2 separate regions of the Homo sapiens genome follow, and region 1 is linked to region 2. A link is an interaction called in ENCODE POLR2A ChIA-PET data of the cell type or tissue named here. Cell type or tissue: PC-9. All regions are shown on one strand. Links, peaks and the distances in the headings refer to the core of each region. The heading gives the core; the rest is flanking DNA.

The links. ChIA-PET counts read pairs that join two places held together with the same protein. Peaks named below come from ENCODE experiments on the same cell type or tissue, not always from the same donor. Only the 100,000 strongest peaks of a DNase experiment are listed, where the experiment ranks them.
Region 1: POLR2A ChIA-PET joins it to region 2 with 7 read pairs; 3 of 35 experiments call an interaction of 5 or more read pairs at or near these places.

Annotation. Positions count from the first base shown.
Region 1 is chr6:106,469,293-106,477,508 of GRCh38, reverse strand. All of the region lies in intron 2 of CRYBG1 (crystallin beta-gamma domain containing 1), which reads right to left. Among named protein-coding and RNA genes, the nearest start is that of CRYBG1, 110 kb to the right of the region's middle. In PC-9, for the core only: no CTCF peak of the experiment used is centred there; a DNase peak (open chromatin) is centred at 3,478; H3K27ac peaks cover 2,290 bases.
Region 2 is chr6:106,986,746-106,994,609 of GRCh38, reverse strand. No RefSeq gene overlaps it. Among named protein-coding and RNA genes, the nearest start is that of CD24, 16 kb to the right of the region's middle. RefSeq lists a silencer at 3,069-3,170. In PC-9, for the core only: no CTCF peak of the experiment used is centred there; no DNase peak of the experiment used is centred there.

The DNA of each region.
Region 1 (8,216 bases), core at 1,217-6,216, 520 kb after region 2:
AAGTAGACTGAATAAAACTATACTTAAAAACCCTGATGCATTGCTTCAGCTAAGCATGAAATTTTAGTCCCAGCAGAATTTTCCCCCACTAAACATCCTTTAAATGGATATTAACTATCTACTGAAAGCACAAAGCAAACGTAAGAACCACTTCCTTCATGTCTCTAAACTTCCTCTTCTGCCTCTAAACCTCCTCTTTCTGTACTTTTCTGTAGAACATTCCTCCTTAAAAGTATGTACCCCATACAGACTAAATATTTAATATATTTATCTTTAGTAAAATGCAAATAGGATGAAACAATGATTAAAACAACGTCATCTTTGTGGCTTTGGAATTACAATGGGACGAATACCAAAACACATCACCAAAACAGCTGAACTGATCTTGAAAAAGAAATGTTGGGTTCACATAATTATGCCTACAGCTCTGTATGCTAGGATGCCTTCCTAAATATTTTCTGGGGGTCCAATAATAATAACAATACCAAATACTTATGGTAGGTGGTATTTTAAGTACTTTACATGTAATAAACACATGTATCCTCACAATGACCTGATGAGGTAGATGAGTAAACTGAAGCACAGCAAGGTTTAGCAACTAGTCCAAGGTCACACAGCTATCAAGTGGCAGTGCTAGGATTTGAACCTGAGCAGATATGACTTTAAAATCTATGCTTTAAACCAATTTGCCATAGTCTTTCTTAGTCTTTTCCAAGGTGTGTGTGGTTCTACACTGGGAACTGGTCTTACTTCATGTCCCTCATGGGCAGTTCCTAAAAAGTTCACAAAAAGAATATGATCTATTGAATTATATCTATAAGCTAACCTATTTTTAATAGTGATTCATGGGGAGGAGGAATATAATTCACATACCAAATGACCGAATAACCTTGATACAAAATCAGCATTAAAAAAATCTCCACCTCAAGTTTCCCACAATTAATCATAGATAAGCCTATAGCTGTGTCATTCCTTAGTGTCATAGCTGCCAGGAAATTTAACCAAAGAGTATGAGTCAAAGTGTATTTAGAAATCTATTCCATTAAATGGTCTTTTGGTGTTAGATCTAACTTATATAATTATAGAATGTTAGAGCTGAAAAGGGCCTTGACGTTTATAGAATTTAATCTCCTTAAGTGAGGCTGTGAATGAGTTGCCCCAGATCCTAGAGCCAGTCAGAAGGATCATCCCGAGAACAAACTCACAGACTGTCCAGTGCCCAGTGCCTTTCTCCACCATGCTGCTCACCCCACCCGTGTGACATCTTCATATTAAAAATAACATGTTCTTGTTACCTGGGGCTAAAGACATGTCCCTGTGCTCTGTACGGACAAGGTTAAGATAATTATATTCCACAGGTTGAATTTTGGAAATATACTTTATCTACTTCCATATGAGTTAGGTGGGGCTTATCTTTCTTCATTTAGAGAAGTAACATCATCAAACACTAGGAGGACATGAAATATGAATGTGGTAAATGGTAAATGTGTATTACTTTTTATCCTACTTACACAGGTACTCATTTTCTATTCTATTCTGTCTCATCATCTATCATTTGTTCACAGTGGAAATTGTTGGTGATATCTCTGAAAACCACTAGACGGAGTTTTAAGTTCTGTGACAGAGGAAACGTGTATCTCTTTAAAATGTCAGATCCTTGGCCTCTTCTCTGGTCCATGAGCTCAGGAATCCCCTGGTCTGCCTGCCTCTTGTTTCCCTCTGCCAGTTCATCTAAACAAAGCCATTTGTTTGTTCTGTCCAAATCACAGATTTAATCCTACCATCTGTATCTCAGATACCTTCAGTGACTATCCACTTTCTTCAGGATAAAGCCCCGACTCTCAAAGCCTTAAACAGAGACAGCACTATATATCTTTCAAGTCATCCTGCTTTTATGTACCCGCACAGACCGTCCACTCTAACTAAATTAGTATGTTCACAGTTCCCCAAACACACGTAGTGCTTGCCTGTCTCTTTATCTTTGCCCACATGACTTTTCCTTCCCAAATATCACCTCATCTGCCTGTGACAATCCAACTCTGATTCACACAGCAAAGCCCAGCCCAGGAGCCCTCCCTGACTACCTAAGCTTACTGAAATCCTTCTCTTAAAGCATTTATCACTGGTAACACTGATTTCATATTTGCTGTTCTGTTTTAACTTTTTCGTGTACATTTGTCTTACCCTCCCATTCGGTTTATACATTCATTTAGAGCAAGGGACATTTCTTAGGCTAAAAATCTGCCCTCTGTGGCTCAAACACATAAATAAGTAAGTAAGTTTCAGTTAGCTGATTATTTAGTTATCCCTCTCCTCCCCCATATTCTCCTTGAAGATCTGGCATTTGAAACATTCGGGTGATTTTTATATATTTATTCTGAACACCTAAAAGTTTATGGAATATATCTTTAGGTAGAATCTTTCACCTATAATTCATGGTTAAATTCAAAGACAACGTTACAGAGTATTTATCAAAAGGTTAAAAGAATTAAGAAACTAGGAACATGTGAGTCCAATCTTTTTTGTTTTGTTTTTAAAAAATCTACCTGTTTTCCCCCAACATTGGTGGCAAAAGGGAAATAAGAACATAAGTGGAAGCTCACATACCATATGTTTAAATATTTTAAAATTTCAAATCAAGTTAACAAACTCAGTGTGTTCTAATTTCTCGCCTTTAAAAATTTACCTTCAGAATGAACTGAAACTCAGGTTTGCCTCCTTCTCTGCCCTCCCTTGTCTCCATTCCACACTACAAGTGACCTCCTACGCCTGCCCATGGACAACTCAGCTTGCACATCCAAGCTCTGGACACATTCCCTGCACACAGCCTCCCCTTGGTCACCTCTCTTGCCTAAGAGACACATCATCCTCTGCCCTCAGAGGGATAGACCGGAAGTACACATAGGCCTTTTAAAAGCGAAGACACTCTTGCGTGGATCTAAGGGAGATATTGAATCTACTCTTTTTCACTTCTTCATATAAATTACCATATTTAAAATACTAAATAAAAAGTAAAACCTTTATGACTTAAAAAATCAATTAAGCCTTTAAAAGAAGTTTCTTCTGAAAGCACATAAAAAGGAGAAACATAACTATACAAATATGCAGGTTATTATACACTATAACAATTCCCAACAAAATACTGATTATTATTATTATATTTTAGAGACCAGGTCTTTCTCTGTCATGCAAGCTGAGGTGTAAGCACATGATCATAGCTCACTGTAGCCTCGAACTCTTGGCTTCAAGCCATCCTCCCATCTCAGCCTCCTGAATAGCACACACCACCATGCCCAGCAAAATGCTGACATTTTAACAGCAAGATGGTTTATAGTAAAAACACACTGGCAAAAGTGTAACAGTCAGTGTTGACAATATCTGAACATACAGTTTTGTAAAAGGACTACAGATACATTGTGTAATCAACAAGATAGTTTCTTTTGTTTTTCCAATCCTACTCTAAGTTAGCTTCTGAGTCATAGTTTAGTTTGCCATAGTTTGGCAAATGTAGTCATATTCTCCAACCTAAGCAAGTAGTGTTCTTCTTATAAAGACATAATCATATGTAAACTCTATGCACTGGATTCCGGTGAGTAAGTAAATACATGTTTATCTCAGTTTATGTAGGACAAGTCTATTTCATGGTTAGCTCAGATGACAACAGACCAACATGTCTTGAAATTACATGTCCAGAAAATTATGTCATGTGCCACAGAAGTAAGAAAACAATTGAGAAAGAAGACTTACTCTTATCCTCATAGTTTAGAGTTGGCATTAAGAGTAGATCAGGAATATTACCGTATTTAAAATTCTTGCCATTCAAGAAAGGAATGGCAAAACAGATCATCTAGGTCAGTGGTTAACATCCCTGGGGCACAGAATATTGTTAGTGGCATTCTCTCTATAGTGTATAATGTCTTTTGCCCCCCTGTTGTCTCCTGTCTTTTTGATTCACTGTGTTGTGTCCATCGCCTGGTTCTCTCTTTAAGAGTATCACTGTTTCTAGGCCCTCTCAGCTGAGGGAGCAAGGAAATATATCTGTGTATACTAACCACTGTATAGACCAATATATCTCAATATTTCTATATGTAACTATCTGCATCTACATTAAATTAAACATGAGTTCATACCGATGCTAGAACTGGCTTTTAATCCAATTATGGAGTGATGTGGGATGAAAGAGTTGGGAAGGTAGAGAGGAAACAGGATTGCCCAGAAGTTGGTAGCTGTTGAAACTGGATGATGTGGAAAGTCAAGTGGAGTGGGGTGGTGGTTTATATTCTATTCTCTCTATTTTGTGTATGTTTTAAAGTTTCTATAATAATTAAGAAGAAAAAGAATAGTTAAAATTGGAGAGGGCATCTTGGCCTCACTCCAAGCCCATTTTATTCCTCCTTTATAGAACAATCTAATGAGCACTGTTAGCTAATTTCTAAACACAATACTAATCACAACCTCAAGATTTGAAAAGGTACGTGCTGACAAAAGTAAGAAATGACAGGTAACAAGAGAGAAACTTTAGAAAAAGCCTATTAAAAATAACACAGAAATGATAATTTACTGTAATAACAGAATATACTTTCTTTTTTTTTTTTTTTTAATTTTGAGACAGAGTCTTATTCTGTTGCCCAGCCTGGAGTGCAGTGGCACAATCTTGGCTCACTGTAGCCTCCACCTCCCAGGCTCAAGTGATTCTCTCACTTCAGCTTCCCGAGTAGCTGGGACTACAGGCACGTGCCACCACACCTGGCTAATTTTTTTTTTTTTTTAATATTTTGTGGAAATGAAGTTTCGCCTTGTTGGCCAGGCTGGTTTCAAACTCCTGGACTCAAGCAATCTGCCCGCCTTGGCCTTCCAAAGTGCTGGGATTACAGGCATGAGCCACTGTGCCTGGCCAGAATATACTTTTCAATAAGCTCTCAATAAACATTACTATAATTCCATAAAAAGCTTTTTCTATAATAATAATAATGATCATGAATCATCAAGAAAAAGCTAAAAAATGTTTAGTGTACTGTTTTTTAAAAAATAGAAAAATAAACAAACACATCTTTAGATAGTTTTTATTCAAAATGGTAAACATTTTAAAGTGTTTAACCTATCAAGATAAACACTATGTCATCTATAAAACTCAGTTGTTTTGAATAACTCATTTCCCAAGGTTCTAGACAGCCAAGTGTTATACTTTATCTATAGACATCCAATTCTCCAAAATATTTAATTTATATTTCCATGAAAAACATACACTTTGTGTTCATGAGAGTCTCAGATTTAACTTAGGAAAAAAATTCAACCAAATCAGTTCCTACTCTAATAGCTTTGTGAAGAAAAAATACTATATGAAATTTATTTTTCTAAATTCTACTTCTGATTAAAAACATAAAGCAGAAACAGTTTATATTTGCAAAAATTTTAATAGGATACTGTGATATTTTTCTCTCTGCAAAAGGGAAGCTAAAGCCATATTCATATGCATAACGCTCAGAGAGTAAGTATGTTTTGCTGAAAAATATATCTCAATCAGTGAAGTTTTTACTGGTCAGCTCAATCTGTTGAAAGAAATGTTTCCATAGTTACTATTAAACTTATCTCCCTAAATAAGACCAAAGATGAGAGATAGGGGGTAAAATATTCTATCTTTTCCTTTTTGTCTATAGTATGCCAATAAATAAGACTCTTAATTTTCTTCTTCTTTTTTTTTTTTTAACTGTCTGGCATAAAGAATGCTTAATAGAGCTAAAACACCCTTTGGAGTGGGGCTGGGGGGTAGGGGTGGGGAGGCCTGGAGAACTGACATAGCCCAGAGGCTGCCACGTCACTTCCAGGATGACCCACACTCCACCTGTCACCTTGTTGTTAGTGCTGCAGCCTGCTTGGGAGAGTAACTTGTACTTAAAAAATTGTACCAAGCACTGTCCTAAAAGTATTCTTCTTGGAGGGTAATGTTTCAGAAATTAATCCCCAGCCACTTCTTTACCCATCTGATACAGAAAGGCTTCTGGGCTCATTTGAATAATTTATAGAGGAGACTAAAATAGATATGATCCCGAATAGGAGAAACCAGACCAGCATTAGCTATCAGCAGACTAGGCAGCTGCCTCTGAAATGCTTGCAAAGAAGACCCACACATTGGTGTACATGTGCTCTATTTTCATAGATCTTCACATCCTTGTGCTGGAGTACTTCCTTTACAGATAAAACTTGTCTGCTCTTTTCTTCTGAGATTTACCAGGAGCATCCTGGAAGGGAAGGCCAAGTTGCATGGTCAGCCTGCAGACTAGAATCATTCTCAAGAAACCAAGCTTGGGTAGCCTTTCTAAAGACCAGAAATCATGCAATGAATTTCCCTTCCATTTCACCATGCCATCCTCCTCATTGAGCTCCACAGTCCATCTCCTCCAGCCCTCAAACATGCCAAACAGACAGCAGTCTCCTTTCATGTAGAAAATTACAAGGGTGGGGCTGAAATACTGCAAGAACAATGTGTATTTGGGTTATTTCCACTTGGTTGTCTTCAATGATGTATTGACTCCACAGTGCAAAAAACCCAAGTTCAGGCTAAGAGTCAGAAATTCCAGGATTCTTTATTGAGCCCAGCCACACACTGCTTAGAGTCTAGGCACCAACACCCTTGATTTTCCTTGTTTGCAAAGCAGGGATAATGATACCTAACTCAGGGGCTCATGTAATTAATGACTGTACAGTGCCAACTCTAAAGATGCTTCATGGTACAGGCAGGCAATGTGGCCCTTTAAGAGTGATACACATTAATTATACTGTGTTAGAGCACAGGGCATCTGTGTCAATTACTTTGAGAAAGGCGGTCTAAGTAGATCTGCCTTACTTCATTTTTATGATTATATACTTGCTTTTGTGTTCCTGCTCTAGACTCATCTTTTTATAGTGCAGAAGTATTTATATATATAATTTTTTTTTTGAGATGAAGCCTTGCTCTGTCACCCAGGCTGGAATGCAGTGGTGCAATATTGGCTCACTGCAATCTCCACCTCCTGTGTTCAAGCAATTCCCTGCCTCAGCCTCCCAAGTAGCTGGGATTACAGGCACCCGCCATCACGCCCGGCTAATTTTTAATTTATATTTCTTTTCCTCCTTAGGTATAGCCAATTTTTTGTCAGTCCAATGAAGGAATGGTAGGCTGAGGGTTGTTCGTTTTGTTTTGTTTTGAGACAAGGTCTCCCTTTGTTGCCCAGGCTGGAGTGCAGTGGCGTGAACACAGCTCATTGCACCCTTGACCTCCTGGGGTTCAAGGGATCTTCCCTCCTCAGCCTCCCAAAGTGTTGGGATTACAGGAGTGAGCTACCACACCTGGCTCTGAGAATTATTTTAAATTCTTCTGGGTGTGTCACAGAACCTTGTGTTTACCAGCTTATTGCTGGGCAGACTGGAGAGGAGTGACTGCACCTACACCTCGGGGACCAAAGGGAGGAGGGAAGCGCCCTGTCCCCGAGGAAAAGTCAGGACTTGGCCTGGCAGCCTGAATGCTCAGCAGAGACACTGCACTCCCCACCCTCTACTCTGTCGGCACAAGTGACAGCCCCATAGCATAAATGAGATCTCCTACTCCTCTGCCTATAACTCTTCCAGGCCTTCCCATCACACTGAGTCTTCATGGGCCTTGGGGCAGAGTTGTCAAAGCTGTTGGTTACAAAACTGCTTCCTAACAAAAATAATGACTTTCTGTTATGTAAGATAGCTACAAAGAAAGTTCTTTTTTTTTCTTTTAATGCCATTAAGTGGGGCAGTGGATGGGAAGATTGTGGCACAAGGGAACAAAACAGGTTTTGGACTTGACTGCCCAGGGATGGTTAATATCAACGATTACAAAACTGTAGAAAAGAGAAGCAATGTTCTCTATTTACTGTGTCAACTGAAATCAATAAATCAAACCAAATCAAAAAATTGAACAAACTCCTGAATACCTACTAAGTATTAAGTAGTCCTTGAGAAATAAAATCATTAAGGAAATTAAGTTGAAAATAAAAGGTACAGAGAAAACATTTCTTCATTCAAGAAATATTTACCAAGCACCTAATATGTGCCAGACATAGTAGTAGGAATGGGGATAAAGCAATGAACAAAAGAGACAAAAATCTCTGCTTTGTGGAATTTATATTGTAGAAGAGAAAGACAACAAGCAAGCAGGAAAACATCGTACAGTAATATGTACTCTGCAAATAACTCATGTAGGTTGAGGC
Region 2 (7,864 bases), core at 1,728-6,727:
GTTGGCAGGCCAAAGCGAATATGGCAGCTCCACAATCATCAAAGATCCTACCTTTTTATTCTGTCATGATTAACACCTTATGGTCCAAAATTGCTAGTGCAGTTCCAGTCATCACATCTGCATTTTAGCCAGTAGGAAAAAGAAAAGGGGAGAAAAAAGGCTTTCCTAAAAATTTGCAAAGACCATTTCTGTTTATCCCCAGTTGGCCAGGCCTTAGATACATATCTATACCTTGCTACAAAGGATGCTGGGAAATATAGTCCTTTCAGGATGGCAGTTTCTTCCCTTAAAGATTGGGAGTTTTATCATTATGGAAGAAAGGACAAGCAAATATTGGAGGACAAGGGGCAATTAGCAGTCTTTGCCAGTGGATTTGAGGTTTGGTCTGGCAGTCTGTTTAAAACGAGTGCCATGAGTGATTCTGAAATGTATCTAGGATTAAGAACTACCACAAAGACAATGGAGAGCCACTGAGTATTTTGGAGTGGATGAATGAATAAATATCACTTTAAAAAAAAAAGAGAGAAAGACTGCCGGGCCCGGTGGCTCACGCCTGTAATCCCAGCACTTTGGGGGGCCGAGGCGGGCGGATCACGAGGTCAGGAGATCGAGACCATCCTGGCTAACATGGTAAAAAATCCCGTCTCTACTAAAACTACAAACAAAAATTAGCCAGGCGTGGTCGTGGGTGCCTGTAGTCCCAGCTACTCCGGAGGCTGAGAGGCAGGAGAATGGCGTGAACCTGGGAGGCGGAGCTTGCAGTGAGCCGAGATCGTGCCACTGCACTCCAGCCTGGGCAACAGAACAAGACTCCGTCTCACAAAAAAAACAAAAAAAAACAAGGTAGTCTTGTTCATTCAGAATATATGGTTTTTACGTTTGTTTTGTTTTGTTTTATTGTTGTTGTTTTGAGACAGGTTTTTCTGTCACCCAGGATGGAGTGCAGTGGCACAATCAGAGCTCACTGCAGCCTTGATCTCCTGAGCTCAAACAGTCCTCGCACCTCAGTCTCCCAAGTAGCTGGGACTACAGGCATGAGCCACCATGCCTGGCCAGAACATGTGTTTTTAAAAGGAGGAATGAGAGGTTGAGAGACATGTTAGGAAACAACTGTGAAAGTATTCAAATAAGGCTGGGTGAGCTGGCTCATGCCTATAATCCTAGCACTTAGGGAAGCTGAGATGGGAGGATTACTTGAGTCCAGGAGTTCAAGACCAACCTGGCCAACATAGGAGACCCTATCTCTTCAGAAAAACAAAAAAACTAGCCAGGCATGGTGGCACATGCCTGGGTCCTAGCTACTTGGGAGGCTGAGATGGGAGGATTGCTTGTACCTGGGGAGTTGAGGCTGCAATGAGCTGTGATCATGCCACTGCACTCTAGCCTTTGTGACAGAGCAAGACCCTGTCAAAAAAAAAAAAAAAATTAAAATATGATAGAATAAGAAGTGAAGCCTAAGACAACAGAAAAGAACTATTTAAAAAATGATTGCGGGGCCAGGCGTGGTGGCTCACACCTGTAATCCCAGCACTTTGGGAGGCTGAGGTGGGCAGATCACCTGAAGTCAAGAGTTTGAGACCAGCCTGGCCAACATGGTGAAACCCTGTCTCTACTAAAACTACAAAAATTAGCCGGACCTGGTGGTGCACACCTGTAATCCCAGCTACTCGGGAGGCTGAGATAGAAGAATTGGTTGACCCCAGGAGGCGGAGGTTGCAATCAGCCAAGATTGCGCCACTGCACTCCAGCCTGTGAACAGAGCGAGACTTTGCCTCAAAAAAAAAAAAAAAAAAAAAAGATTGCAAATGGAAGCAAAGATGCATGAGGATTAAAACACTGCAATCTTCAATGCTTGAACAACTAAAATAGGAGAAGCAGCATGTTTATGAAAGGAAAGGGGACACTTGCTGTTAGAGAATGTTGAGCCAAGGATGAAAGGGGAATATTCAGAGAGAAACATCCAGGAGGCAGGTGGTGACGTGGAGCTGGAAATTCCAATAAGAAGCTGGCATAGGTTTTGGGCTGTCCTTAGAGAGGTGACGGGAGAAAGCATGAGAAGAGATACATGAATATATCACGTGGACAATGGAAGCAAGTGAAGACCTGTATATGTAATTAATACTTGCTTTTTAAAATTTTTTTTTAATTTTAAATTTTTGTTTATTCTTTTTAAATAAAGATAGGGTTTCGCCATGTTGCCCAGGCTGGTTTTGAACTCCTGGGCTCAAGCAATCTGCCCGCCTCAGCCTCCCAAAGTGTTGGGATTATAGGTGTGAGCCACTGCATGCAGCCAATACTTGAATTGAGTTTGGGGTGGTACAGGAAGAGCTGGGAAGAACTGGAGTGAGCCACTGGCTTCAGGGGGGATGCTCAGGTTTTAGTGAGGAATGAGGTCCATCTGCAGACTCCTCTTCAGACTGCCACTCATGCTCAGGGGTCAGATCCTCCCTCCACTTGGGGTTTCTCACATAATCAGTCAAATGGGAAACTGGAGAATTGCTTGGAAAATATCCCCATCTGTGTCTCTGCTCTGAGCCTCCTGTTACTGGTAAAATGGCATGCAGGGAAAAGGATCGATTCTTTCTGTTGACTGGCTTAGAGTGGTCCTGCTATGAGTCAAGGGGAAAGGTGTGAGGGTATTTACCAAGATATCCTCCTGGGAGCCCTCTGATGTTACAGTCACCTGGCCTTTCTGTAAATGGCCTTTTTAAAACTATTTCTCTCAGCCTATAGGACTTGCCCATTAAGTCAGGGCAAGTATAAAGTAGAATTGTAAAAATAAATGCAAATAATATTTTCCAGCCTCTACTTGCTTTGAGGATCCAGATTTAAAATAATACTGGCTGGGTGTGGTGGCTCATGCCTGTAATCCTAGCACTTTGGGAGGCCGAAGTGGATAGATCACCTGAAGTCGGGAGTTCAAGACCAGCCTGGCCAACATGGTGAAACCCTGTCTCTACTAAAAATACAAAAATTAGCCGGGTGTAGTGGCGCATCCCTGTAATCCCAGCTACTCGGGAGACTGAGGAAGCAGAATCGCTTGAATCTGGGAGGTGGAGGTTGCAGTGAGCCAAGATCGTACCACTGCATTCCAGCCTGCGTGACATCTCAAAAATAAATAAAAATAATACCAATACATTCTTTATCTATTAGAGATGACAAGCCTGGGTACGGTGGCTCACATCTGTAATTCTAGCGCTTTGGGTGGCCAAAAGAGGTGGATCTCTTGAGCCCAGGAGTTCAAGACAAGCCTGAGAAATACAGAGACCCCTGTCTCTACAAAAAATACAAAAATTTGCCAGGTATGGTGGTATATGTCTGTAGTTCTAGCTACTTGGGAGGCTGAGGAGGGAGGATCACTTGAGCCTGGGAGGTGGAGGTTGCAGTAAGCCAAGATGGTGTCACTGCACTCCAACCTGGCTGACAGAGCGAGACGCTGTTTCAAAAATAAAACAAACAAACAAACAAACAACAACAAAAAGAAACAACAAAATGTTCTTAACCTACCATACCTTTATGCTTCTAGTTCTTTTGAGACTGAATTCTTTATAGAGACACATGATTGCTAAAACCAGTGTTTGGGTATCCTGTAATTCCCCAGATCTCTGGGTTTGGTCGATACAGAATAACACTGTTCAATATGGCAGCCACTAGCCAGTGGTTACTGAGTACTTGAAATGCGGCTGCTCTGACTTGAGATATGTATGTTGTAAATGGAGAACACACAGAACTGTACATCTTGAAGGCTTAATAAGTGTAGTAGACAGACTCTAAAATGACTCTCAATAATTTCTGCCTTCCGGTATTCACACCTCTGTGGAATCTCCTTCCCCTGAGTGTGGGCAGGAACAGTGATTTGCTTCTAATCAGTAGAATATGACAAAGATGATGGGATGCCACTTTCGTGATTATGTTACATATGATTGTAGCTTCCATCTTGTTGGAAAAAATGATTATGTTACATATGATTGTAGCTTCCATCTTGTTAGAAAAGTTTCTCGTTTTAAAAAAACATTTTTTAAAATGTTTACATTTTATTTTTATTTATTATTATTTTTTTTGTTTTGAGATGGAGTCTCATTCTGTCACCCGGGCTGGAGTGCAGTGGTGCGAGCTTGGCTCACTGCAACCTCCACCTCCTGGGTTCAAGTGATTCTTCTGCCTTAGCATTCCGAGTAGCTGGGATTACAAGCGCCCACCACTACGCCCAGCTAATTTTTTGTATTTTTAGTAGAGACGGGGTTTCATCATGTTGGCCAGGTTGGTCTCGAACTCCTGACCTCGTGATTCACCCCAAACTCCTGACCTCGTGATTCGCCCCCCTCTTGGCCTCCCAAAGTGCTGGGATTATAGGTGTCAGCCACTGTGCCTAGCCTTTTTTTTTTTTCTTTTTCTTTTTTTTTTTTTTTGAGACAGGGTCTTACTCTGTCCCCCAGACTGGAGTACAGTAGCATGATTTCAGTTCATTGCAACCTCTGCCTCCTGGGTTGAAGTGATCTTCCCATCTCAGCCCCCACAGTAGCTGAGACTACAGGCATGTGCCACCATGCCTGCCAATTTTTTTTTTTTTTTTTTTGAGACAGAGTTTTACTCTTGTTGCCCAGGCTGGAGTGCAATGGCACGATCTCAGCTCACCACAACCTCCGCCTCCTGGGTTGAAGCGATTCTGCTGACTCAGCCTCCTGAGGCTGAGTCTTTTTTAATATTGATGACTTGTTGAAATAATATTTTTAATATTTGAGTTAAATACAATATTTTATCAGACTTAATTTTATCTATTTCTTTTTACTTTTTTATGTGGTTACTAGAAAATTTAAAATTTACTTATTTATTTATTTTTGAGATGGAGTCTTGCTCTGTTGCCCAGGCTGGAGTGCAATGGCACCATCTTGGCTCACTGCAACCTCCACCACCCGGGTTCAAGCGATTCTCCTGTCTCAGCCTCCTGAGTAGCTGGGATTACAGGCACCCACCACCAAGCCTGGCTAATTTTTTTTATTTTTAATTTTTTTTTGTAGAGACAGGGTTTTACCATGTTGCCCAGGCTGGTCTGTAACTCCTGAGCTCAGGTGATTTGCCCACCTCAGCCTCCCAATGTGGTGGGATTACAGGCATGAGGCACGGTGCCCGGCTGAAAACTTAAAATGTAAAATCTTTGGTTTGCATTGTATTTCTATTGGCAATACTGGTATAGATCTCCAAGGAGACAAGAATTTCATGTAGCTTATATAGCTCAGCATACTAAAGGGAGTTGGCAATCACATCCTTAACATCACCCTCTCACTTACTAGGGCATGCTGTGCAAACAGAAAACACTCTACCACTTCTGGAAAAGAATGTTTCACTCTTTTTTAAGTTCGGTGAAGCTGCTGTATAATTTTTTTGCCCAAAGGTGAAATCTGCAGTCTTCTTACTTTTGAATACTGCCTTTAGGGTTTAATTGTTTCAAATTAACAGCAGGTGGCAGATGCAATTAAAGGGAAAAACACAATCGCAAATTAAGCATGATATTTTGAATTTCCTTATTTGCTACGGCAGCCACACATTCAGGGAATAAATGCTAATTATTTTGAATTATTTGTTTATGCATTGTCATATGTTTGCCTTTTACTGATTAATGCTCCACAACTTACGTTAAATCCTTTGTGGCTAATTAATAAAGCTGTAGTGGCATGACTAGCGACTCTGAACTCTAGAGGACTCTTTCACACAGGACACCATTACCCCAGTCCCATGGGAATTGCTGCTGTCCAAAGCAATTGATGCTAATGTAGGTTGCTACAACCCTCCAGTGTGTTAGGACAGAAAAAAGTGTAGAGAATAACTTTAATGGAGACATGTGGGTGCTCAGGGAAGGGTAACTAGTTGTTGCACCTTTAAATTTAAACCAGTATTTTAAAATATTTGTACCTTTCATTATTTATTTATTTATTTATCTTTTCGAGATGGAGTCTCACTCTATCACCCAGGCTGGAGTGCAGTGACGCAATCTCGGCTCACTGCAACCGCTGCCTTTTGGGTTCAAGCGATTGTCCTGCCTCAGCCTTTGGAGTAGCTGGGATTATAGGTGCACACCACCAAGCCTGGCTAATTTTTGTATTTTTAGTAGAGACAGGGTTTCACCATGTTGGCTAGGCTGGTCTGGAACTCCTGATCTCAGGTGATCTGCCCACCTTGGCCTCCCAAAGTGCTGGGATTACAGGCGTAAGCCACCACGCCTTGCCTGTACCTTTCTTTAGAGGAGAGTTTGAGAAGTTTAGAGAAGAGTGAGGAACTTCCAGCAGCAACGCCACTCAATATCTTCTCTATTGTCTCAAGCAATTTAGCCAGCAAAACAAAACAAATAACAAAACAATACTGTTTGATATTACTGCATCCAAGTACTTTCCCAAGTGTGTATCAAACATTCCTTCACACCACATATAGAATTCTCAAGAAAGAAGAATTTTAAAGAAAATATTGTCTTCATCTTATTTATAGTGGTGCTTTCGGGCCCCTTGGAGATTGGCACACTGGGCACTATTTGGCAGTCCTCACCCTTAATTTGACTCTGGACAGTCAGATGTGCAAGATCCTCACTCAGATGAATCTCTCATGAACACATTTCTTTCTTTCTTTTTTTTTTTTTTGAGATGGAGTTTTGCTCCTGTTGCCCAGGCTGGAGTGCAATGGCACAATCTTGGCTCACTGCAACCTCCACTTCCCAGGTTAAGGCGATTCTCCTGCCTCAGCCTTCCAAGTCGCTGGGATCACAGGCATGAGCCAGTGCACCTGGCTAATTTTGTATTTTTAGTAGAGATGGGGTTTTACCATGTTGGCCAGGCTGGTCTTGAACTCCTGACCTCAGGTGATCCACCTGCCTCAGCCTCCCAAAGTGCTAGGATTACAGGCGTGAGCCACTGTGCCCGGCCACGTTTCTCTTTTCTTTTCATTTACTTATTTTTATTCTTTTCTTTTTTCCCTCCCAGCTAGTGGATTTCAAACATTTTTTTTTCTTTTCTATTTTTTTTTTTTTGAGACAGAGTCTCGCTCTGTTGCCCAGGCTGGAGTGCAGTGGCGCAATCTCAGCTCACTGCAAGCTCCGCCTCCTGGGTTCACACCATTCTCCTGCCTCAGCCTCCCGAGTAGCTGGGACTACAGGCGCCCACCACCAAACCCGGCTAATTTTTTGTATTTTTAGTAGGGATGGGGTTTCACAGTGTTAGCCAGGATGGTCTCGATCTCCTGACCTCGTGATCCGCCCGCCTTGGCCTCCCAAAGTGCTGGGATTACAGGCATGAGCCGCCATGCCTGGCCTTTCTTTTCTATTTTAATATTAGGTTCAGGGGATAGGTGGGCAGGTTTGTTACTTGGGTAAACTGCTTGTTGCTGAGGATTGGCATACAAATTATCCTGTCACCAAGGTAGGGAGCATATTATCCCATAGGTAGCCTTCCAACCCCCACCCCTCCTCCTCCTCCTCCCTCAAGCCATCCCCAGTGTCCACTAACATGGGTTTTTGTTTTGTTTTTTGAGAAAGAGTCTCGCTCTGTTGCTCAGGCTGGAGTGCAGTTGTCCAATCATGGCTCACTGCAGCCTTGACCTCCTGGGTGCCAGTGATCCTCCTACATCAGCCTGTCAAGCAGCTGGGACTACAAGCACACAAGCACATTCCCCCACACTCGGCTAATTTTTTTTTTTTTTTGAGACGGAGTCTTGCTCTGTTGCCCAGGCTGGAGTGCAGTGGTGCGATCTCGGCTCACTGCAACCTCTGCCTCCTGGGTTCAAGTGATTCCACTGCCTCAGCCTCCTGAGTAGCTGGGACTACAGGTGTACACCACCACGCCAGGCTAATTTTTTGCATTTTAGTAGAGGCGGGGTTTCA